Regions from separate parts of the Homo sapiens genome. Here all the other regions are linked to region 3. Evidence: chromatin contacts called from ENCODE Hi-C or POLR2A ChIA-PET data. All regions are on one chromosome and are shown on one strand. Each heading gives the region's core, a stretch centred on a gene start or an enhancer-like site at or near the end of the contact. The rest is flanking DNA. Distances are from core to core; before and after follow the strand shown. Region 1 holds the start of ITCH (itchy E3 ubiquitin protein ligase). Region 2 holds the start of RALY (RALY heterogeneous nuclear ribonucleoprotein). Region 3 has its middle 32 kb from the start of SUN5.

Region 1 (2,700 bases), core at 182-2,681, 1.4 Mb after region 3:
GGATCACTTGAGCCCAGGAGGTTGGCTGCAGTGAGCTATGATTGCACCGCTGCACTCCAGGTTGGGTGACAGAGCAAGACTCTGTCTCAAAAAAAAAAAAAAAAAAAAAGTCACTTTGAAAAATGTGACTTTCCAGATGGCAAAATACTATTTTCATTAGGAGGAAACAGGCTAAACAGTAATAGCAAAGGTCACTAAGTATTGAGCACTTAGTCATACCTCTGAGTCTCTGCCTGCATAGCCTATTATTTCTCACAAGCAATCCATGAAGAAGGTTAAGACAACGGACTTTCACGCCAGACTGCCTGGGTTCTTATCAAGTATGTGACTTAGTTTATATATTTGTAAAATGGGGATAATAATGGTATTTCTGTAATAGGTTTGTTGTGAGAATAAAGGGAGCTTGGTATCAGCTCTTAGAATACCGGACAGGCCACGTTGGCTCCACTAAGCTGTTGTCATCATCCCTAAGGGCACCCAGTTAAAAGGTAGAAAAGGGAGGATTTGAATCCGGTCAGTGTAACTCTCAAGTGTACATTTTTTTTCTTTTATTTTCTTTTTAACCACGCCCTTTAATGTACATTGTTAAAGGCTAAGCCAGGCCAGGTGCAGTGGCTCACATCTGTAATCTCAGCGATTGGGAGGCCCGAGGAGGGAGTATCGCTTGAGCCCAGGAGCTGGAGACCAGCCTGGGCAACATGGCGACACCGTGGCCCTATTCCCGCCCCATCCCATCCGCACTCCACCCCATCCCCATCTCTACAAAGAATAGAACAAAATTAGTCGGGTGTGGTGGTGCTCAACTGCTGTCCCAGCTACTCAGGAAGCCCAGGTGGGAGGCTCGCTTGAGCCCAGGAGTGTGAGGCTGTAGTGAGCTATGACTGCACCACTGCACTCCAGCCTGGGTGAAGGGTGAGACCTTATCTCAAAAAGAAGAAAAAAAAAGAAAAGGAAAAGAAAAAGAAAAAAGAACAACTAAGTTATAAACTAAGCTATATAGCCCATTGGTTCTCAAATTATGATTTCACTCACTAGCAGTATCACTAGACAGCTTGTTGGACATGCAAATTATCAGACCCTATCCTCCTATGCCAGATCTTCTGATCAGAAACTCTGGGGGTGGGGGTCAGCAGTGTAAGTTTTAATAAGCTCTCTAGGTGATTCTGATGCACACCATAGTTTGAGAATCACAGTCCTTATAGGCTCTGGTGGGCGGGGTGTTAAAAAAAAAAAAAAGCCTGGAGGTGCTGGGAGCCGCTCGCGCCCATCTCACCTGGAGCTGAGGAAAACTGGGATTTAACTGATTTACCACCGCAGCCAGCTCTTCAAGCCAGGGGCGGGCCGGACGGCTGGCGCGCAAGGCCTGCTGGGGCTTGTAGTCTAGACCACTTCCGCGCTCAGGCGCCTGCGCTTTAGCTGCTAACTCGCTCTAGTAGCTGTGGTCGGGGCTCGGGACCGGCTGCCATCTTAGTCTAGGGACTGAGGAGTCGCCGCCGCCCCGAGTCCCGGTAAACCCCCGTGGGCGAACTCGGGGCAGTTCTCGGGAGAGGGAGGGAGTCCGGATGAGAATGTTCGGGGAGAACAAGGGTAGAGGAGTGGGACGCGCGGTTCGGGACCCCAGAGCCGCGGCTGCTCCTTCTTCCAGAGCCGGTGTCTGTCGGGGGCGCGGGGAGCTCGGGCTACTGGCCCGGGCCGGGCGGTGGGGGTGGGCTGTCTGGACGTTCGGAGGGATCAGTGTCTGGCACAGGCTTCCGGAGGCCTTCGCCTCGCGGGCTCCAAGTTGTGAAAGGGCTGGGCCACGACGGGCGTGGGTACCGTCCGGCCCCTCGCCCCTCAGCCCCGCCTGGGGCCACTCTCCAGCGGTTCGGCCTACGCGCGGGGCCCGGCGGCGGGGCCGGCGCGGGCGACGTGGCCCTGTGAGGGGCGGCGGCCGGGTCCCCCGCCACCCAGCTGGCCTTCTCGAGACTTTTCCGAGCCCCCAGTCGCTAGAAGGGCCCAGCACAGCGGCTGCCTCCCCTTCTCTCTCCCACTCGCCTCCTCCTTCCATTGTCCCCCCGGCGTGGTGGTCCCGGCTCCGGCGCCCTCCCCGACGTCCGCCACCGTCGTGGCGGCGCCGACTTTTGCAGACGTGGAGCTGTCACTGCCCTTCCTCCGGAGAGTGCCCTTTTCTTTAGCAGAGAAAAGAAAAAAGTAGCCGTTGAACGTATTCTAAGGGTCGAAGCATGATGACATGACTTTTAAGTGGAGAACTCAAGTTTTCCAAGACAGTTCCCGTCCGCGACAGAAAAGAGAATCGCAGAATTTGTGCGCCCGAAGTAGACGCTGGGCCTAAAGTTAGTTGGACATGTAACCAGGTGAACTTGTAAAGGGCCAGGAATTCATTATCCCCAATAACAACGCAACCTTGTTTTCTTGGTTGTATTCGTATCCTAATCTTATTACATTTTCTGCCATTCTTCCACAGCTACAGTATACTTGGTTTGGAGTGGGGGATGGGGAATTGTGGGATTTTTGCCTTGAAAATTAGTAAGACCCTGGAGCCAGCCACCCACTTAGGTGGGTTCTCCTGCATCTTTTCCTGATAGAATTCGATCTTCAGGAAGTATGTAAAGGCAGTGTATTTCCATTCTCAAAATCGGCTAAGGAATGGTTTATCAGTTGAGGTGAAGTTCTCATGGCAGATCTGCTGAGAGCTTGCTA
Region 2 (2,774 bases), core at 275-2,774, 1.0 Mb after region 3:
AGAGAGCCGAGATCGTGCCACTGCACTCCAGCCTAGGCGACAGAGCTAGACTCCGCCTCAAAAAACACACAAACAATGAACAGACAAATAAATGACAGAACAAGAAGACAAACTAGAGAACATCTTGAGACAAGGTGTTCAGGGAAGAGTTCTTTTGAGAAGGTGATATTAAAGCGAGTTTGGGGAAGAACGTCCCAGGCCTTGCGCTCAGGGTCGTCAACTCTTTGATTTCTCTTCCTTTTGAAGCAGGGCAGGGAGGTCATCAAACAACAGAAGGACAATTATAACTGCTGGTATGGCAAAGCCAGGACTCTGAATTCAAACTCTGCTCCATTCTCAGGAATCCCGTCTGTTAAGCAGGTTCTGGGGAAGCGATGTGAGTCATGAAATCACAGGTCGGAGGAGGCATCGAGAATATGGTCAGTTCTCAACTTTCAGGGAAATCCATAGCTGAGGAATGAAGGACAACGGGCTTCTCGTGCTCTCACTAGGAAGACTGGTTCACCGGAGGCTGGAACACTGAAAGTGAGAAATCCCGACAGGAGAAATGTGTAGGAGAGAGGACTAGCACCTGGATCAAGTTATAAAACATCTCCTGCATCTTTTTCGGAGATCACCCTTAGCGCGGCCTCTCCGCCCAGTCCCAGATTAGGCAGCGAAGAGCGACCCTCACCTTGTCTAGGTGGCACGTTCCTTAAAAGCGAAAGGACCAGGAGTTTCTTCCTGCCTCGTCTCTTCCGGATCCCTCCTGCACCGCCCACAGCCTGCAGATTTGAGCGCCATCTCCAGGCCCCGCCCACCTCAAGCACCACCCCTCAGTCCTTCCTTGGGGCACGCCTCCTTCCGGCACCCGCCCAGAGTAGCCACCCCCGGGGCCCCTCCTCCCCTCCCTGCTTCCGGGCCCGCCTCCTTCAGGCCCGCTTCCATCTTCCTCCCACTCTAAGCTTCTCTTCAGCCCCGCCTCCCTCCACCCGTGGCTCCGCCCTCTGGGCGATTCTCCATTTAGCCCCGCCCACAGCATCTCCTTTCAAGCGCTGTCCTGGTTCCCGGCTCTCCATCTCCTGCACGGCCTTCCCCACTGGTCCGGCGACCCTCTTCCCAGGGCCTCATCACCATCTTAGCTCCGCCCCTACTTCGGCTCCAAACCTGTGCAAGCTGCCCTCTTCCCGCCCCAGCCCCGCCTCCCCAAGCCGCGTCTCAGTCCCTCCTCCCTTTCAGGCCCCACCCTGGCCCCGCCTTCCTCCCGTCCCCGCCGAAGCTCTGGACCTTTCCAAAGCCAGGCTGAGAGGGTGGGGAGAGCCCATGCGCCTGGGAAGCCGGGCTGTTTCTGGGCGGGGCTGCAGACTCCTCGTGCTCGTGTCACCGTGTCCTTCCCAGGAGACAGAGAAGGAGGAGAGCCCGGAACCAGGGCCGGAGCGGCGGGCGGAGCCGAGCTGCGGGGAGCCGCTCCGGGTGCCCCCACCCCCGCGCGCCTCAGTGGTGCCGGCCGAGGGCAGGGCTCGCGGTTGCGGGGCTCGCGCCGCTGTCAGTGCGGCGGGGCGCGCGAGCGGCGCCAGCTCGGGGCAGCGGAACCCAGAGAAGCTGAGGGGGCGGTAGCGGCGGCGACGGCGACGACGACGACTCCCGCGCGTGTGCCCAGCCTCTTCCCGCCGCAGCCGCCCTTTTCCTCCCTCCCTTACGTCCCCGAGTGCGGCAGTACCGCCTCCTTCCCAGCCGCGCGGCTTCCTCCAGACCTCTCGGCGCGGGTGAGTGGGGACTGCGGGCGTCTCCTTAGGGGTGCGGGGAGGGTGTGTGCTTTGTGCCTTTCCGTTCACTCACTTCTTCCGGCAGGCCGCTGCCTATTTTTAGAAACTTATTTCTGCCCTTCGGGGAGTCCCGGGAGCCCGAGTAACTCTAGGCCCCCTCCGCCGCTCCTTTCTCCCACTCGGACCCGCCGCCCCGGGTCCCCGGCCCCAGCCCTCCGCGCCCGGTCCTGCTCCCGGCGTTCCCTGTCTGCTCTCTCCGCGGGCCAAGTCTGGGCCAGTAGTTGGCTGGGTGGGCCCGCGCCCGCTCGGAAGTTGGAGTCTTTTGTGCTCGTGCCCCGCCCCGCCCGGCGAGGGGCGGAGGGAGGGGAACGGAGGCTGCTCCGGGGAGGCCGCAGGCGGGCCCGGCCGCGGCTGCTTCCGGCTCTCCTAACCCGGACTGGGTCTACGGGCTCCCGGAGGCGCGCAGAGCTTGTCCTGCCTCGGCTCCCGCCTCTTCTGGGCTCTTTGCACGCCTTGGGCTCGGAGAGAAACAACAACGGGCCCTCGAACTGGGGCCGTATCCGCGTTTCACTCAGCCTCCTTGGCGGCCGAGTCTTAGTTTGCCTCTCGGTGACATGGGGGGAAAGAAGGAAACTCGCTTTGCGGGGTGTTCGTGGATTCAGGGAGGGAACTAATATGTGAAAGAAGTGTTTAACACCGACAGGGAACATTTAATGAGACTTCACCCAGGAACTTCCCAAGCCTTATTTCATTTAATGTTCACAACGGCCTTCTGGTTTATCCTCATTTACAAAAGCAGAAATTAAGGCGCAGAGGGGTCAAGTAATTTTCTCCAAGTCACAGTAGCCACAGAAGTGCAAAGGAGTGGTGCCAGTACCTATTATTTATTAATATTTCCTGGTGTGAGCATGTATCATCTCTTAGTGCAGAGGGTATTTTTACCTAGCCTTGGGTCACACCATTTAATTAGGGGCATAACTCTGGGTTTTCCCTGACTTCTGGGCCGTTGTCCACTATACTGTGGATGAA
Region 3 (2,700 bases), core at 11-2,510:
TGAGGGGCTGAGGGCTCAGCTGGGACAGGGAGGCAGCCACAGGGTCTTTGGAGTGCCCCCAGTGAGGCAGGAAAATAGGGTCTGAAGGCAGGGAACATAAGGCCAATTCCCACTTCAGCTAGGACAGGAAATATCCTCTCCGTGGGGTGTAGGCCAAGTAAATAACTTTGTAATTTTACTTCATCCTCTCTATTTACATAGGGTGTACCCCAAGTAACCAGTGGAATCCTCTGGAGGGTATTTAAACTCCCAAAAATTCTATAACGGGGCACTTGAGCCGCTACGCTCGGGCCTGCTCCCTCACTGTGGAGTGTACTTTGATTTTCAGTAAATCCCTTCACTCCTTCCTTGCTTTGTTTGTGTATTTTGTCCAATTCTTTGTTCAAGATTCCAAGAACCAGGACGCTCTCCACCATTAACGCCATCTCCCTGTCCTGTTCCACTTCCTGCCTCTCTTTCCCCCATCTCTGTGTCTCTAGCTGTGACTCTGTCTTCCTGTTTCTCCATCCATTCTCTTTCTGCTTCAGTCTCATTGCCTCCTGTCTTTGGCCTTGTGTTTTCTCCGTCTCCACTTCTCTGCTCTCTCAGGCACTGCTTCTCATCCTGATTCTCTCTCCTCTCAGGCATCCCAGAGTTCTAGTGTTATCGGCGCCCTGGGTCCTTGTAATCTGCCAGGATAGAAATCAAGAGCGATCACCAGACATAGCAGCAAAGAGAAAGAGCTTTATTTAGCTTGTGCACGAGGGAAGTCAGCAACATGAAAGGAAGAGGGCAGGCTGCTCCCCAGGGGAGTGTGTGGGTTAGATTTCTAGGGCCTTTCTATGGAGAGGGGTTTCAGGGTTCCTCCAGGGGAGTGTGTGGGTTAGATTTCCAGGGCCTTTCTATAGGGAAGGGTTTCCCCAGGGGAGCGTGGGGGTCAGATTTCCAGGGACTTTCTGTAGGGAAGGATTTTGCCAGGGCATGTATAGGAGGAGGGGTTTCTCTAGCACTTGCACAGTGGCTCAACACACTTTTTCAAACATTGCATGTAACATCAGCATTTTAAATCTCCGTGCTTGGGCACGATTTGCAGCATTAAAATGAGGAAGAGGGTAAGTTGAAGTTTAAGTCTAACTGCACATGCGGGGCCCCAGGGAAGTCCCTAGCCCCCTAGAGCAGGAACTCGTGGTGAATAGTTTCCTGGGTCTTTGGCTGCTGATTGGCTGGAAGTCAGGTGAGCTACAGTCTGATAAGGGGTTTTTGTACTTTTTCTCTAAACCACATCAAAACCAGGAAACCAGTCAGCCTGCCTGTCTCACGAGCCCCTATTTCCTGTTGTAGATGGTGACCAGCTTGTCCTGGTTTGCTTGGAACTGTCCTGGTTTTCAAATGTAAGGTTCCACATCCTGGGCACCCCCCAGTCCTGGGCAAACCAGAATGGCTGGCCAGACTGTTGCTGTGACTGGAGTGGGGCATACCCTGCCTGCTTTTTTCTGGGCCTTACCTGCTAAGTGGTGTCCAAGGAGAGGCCCTGGGGGTCTGGGTGTGGGATGGGCTGGTGACTCGTCCCTCTGTGCCCTTCCCACCCACTCTTGCCCTCAGTGCTGGTGCCCACCTGGCATCCCGGACACCATCCAGGGCACCCTGGCTGGATGGCCTGTCTTCATGGGCCATGGTGCAGGGCTCAGGCTAGAGATGAGTGGGGGATGGGGGCCCGAAGCCCCTGCTGTGCCTGATGTGCCTTCGGTATGTCCCGTCCCCAGGTGGCTCTGCACTTGATGTCAAGGAACACAGCCATTGCACCACAGCTTGGTCCTCTGACAGTGGCCCAGCCACGGCTCCGAGGATATGCGCCCTCCCTGGGCATTTCCAGGCCTTCCTGTTGGCTGTGTTCTTTGTCCTGATCAACGTCCCCCCGCAGATCCCTCCCTGCACGCAGGAGTTGGTGGTGAGGGACTGGCCCTGCGCTTCGGCTCCTAGATTCTCCATGCAGCAATCACAGCCCAACCACCAACTCCTCACTCATCAGGAGCTCACACTTGCTGCAACCTCAGGCTTCTAGACTTCGGCTGGGGCCATGGATCGTGGCCTCTGAGCTCCACAGGTCCTCATGCATGATGTAGGTGAGATGTGTTTTAAGTCCTCTCTTGGTGCCAATTTACTCAATATGTTCACAAGTTCTAACCACCTTGGATACGGGTTTTTCAAAGCTCAGAGCATATTAGGCCGGTGATGTAATATAACTGTTAAGGGCATGGACCCAGATGGCCTGAATCTGAATTCAAATTCTGTCCTGTATTAGACCCTTTTTTCTAAGCCTCAGTTTTCTCATCTATAAAATGGGTTCAATGATATTACCTACCCCATGAGATGTTGTGAGTATTCAATGAGATCATCACAGTGCCTGGCATGGAAAAATAGCAACTTTTTATTGAGTAGTTGTTTTATGCAAGGCAAGACTACATTTAACCCCCACACCCATGGGATTCAGAGAGGTCGGGTAATTGGTCTAAGGTCACACAGTTAGGAGGAAGCTACATCCCTAACCAGCAGGCTATCCTGCCTCTGCAGTAGTAATGACTAACATTTACGGAGCACTTGTTATGTACCAAGCACTATTCAAAAGGCTTGATATGTTCTAAAGATTTTACTTTTAATCCTCACAATTCTGAGAGGTAGGTACTAATATTATTCCAATCAGTTAGATAAGGAAACCGAGGC

Evidence for each region. Hi-C counts contacts between places; a loop is a spot of excess contacts on that map. ChIA-PET counts read pairs that join two places held with the same protein, here RNA polymerase II (POLR2A). Pooled maps may share reads with other maps.
Region 1: a pooled map shows a loop between it and region 3 (6-fold over the local background). The contact joins the promoter of ITCH here to the enhancer-like site in region 3. A Hi-C loop is called at or near these places in 1 of 50 pooled maps. POLR2A ChIA-PET finds 5 or more read pairs at or near these places in 2 of 52 experiments (Panc1 and naive thymus-derived CD4-positive, alpha-beta T cell).
Region 2: a map of naive thymus-derived CD4-positive, alpha-beta T cell shows a loop between it and region 3 (9-fold over the local background). The contact joins the promoter of RALY here to the enhancer-like site in region 3. A Hi-C loop is called at or near these places in 1 of 168 maps with a recorded cell type or tissue (naive thymus-derived CD4-positive, alpha-beta T cell) and 8 of 50 pooled maps. POLR2A ChIA-PET finds 5 or more read pairs at or near these places in 2 of 52 experiments (activated B cell and activated CD4-positive, alpha-beta T cell).

What each region holds. Positions count from the first base shown.
Region 1 is chr20:34,361,842-34,364,541 of GRCh38, forward strand. ITCH (itchy E3 ubiquitin protein ligase) reads left to right here and starts at 1,432. Exons shown (of 25, transcript NM_031483.7): 1 at 1,432-1,508. RefSeq lists a silencer at 1,737-1,966.
Region 2 is chr20:33,992,387-33,995,160 of GRCh38, forward strand. It overlaps RALY (RALY heterogeneous nuclear ribonucleoprotein), which reads left to right and starts at 1,525. Exons shown (of 10, transcript NM_016732.3): 1 at 1,525-1,745. RALY-AS1 (RALY antisense RNA 1) reads right to left here and starts at 1,981. Exons shown (of 2, transcript NR_109886.1): 1 at 1,819-1,981; 2 at 102-519. RefSeq lists enhancers at 426-505, 442-968 and silencers at 746-995, 1,166-1,275, 1,456-1,585, 1,646-1,695, 1,916-2,245.
Region 3 is chr20:32,971,196-32,973,895 of GRCh38, forward strand. No RefSeq gene overlaps it. Among named protein-coding and RNA genes, the nearest start is that of SUN5, 32 kb to the right of the region's middle. RefSeq lists enhancers at 1-210, 854-1,361, 1,362-1,870, 1,396-1,525. Within about 2 kb of position 1,261, at least 10 of the 41 ENCODE cell types and tissues checked have a DNase peak (open chromatin) inside an H3K27ac peak, as active enhancers do.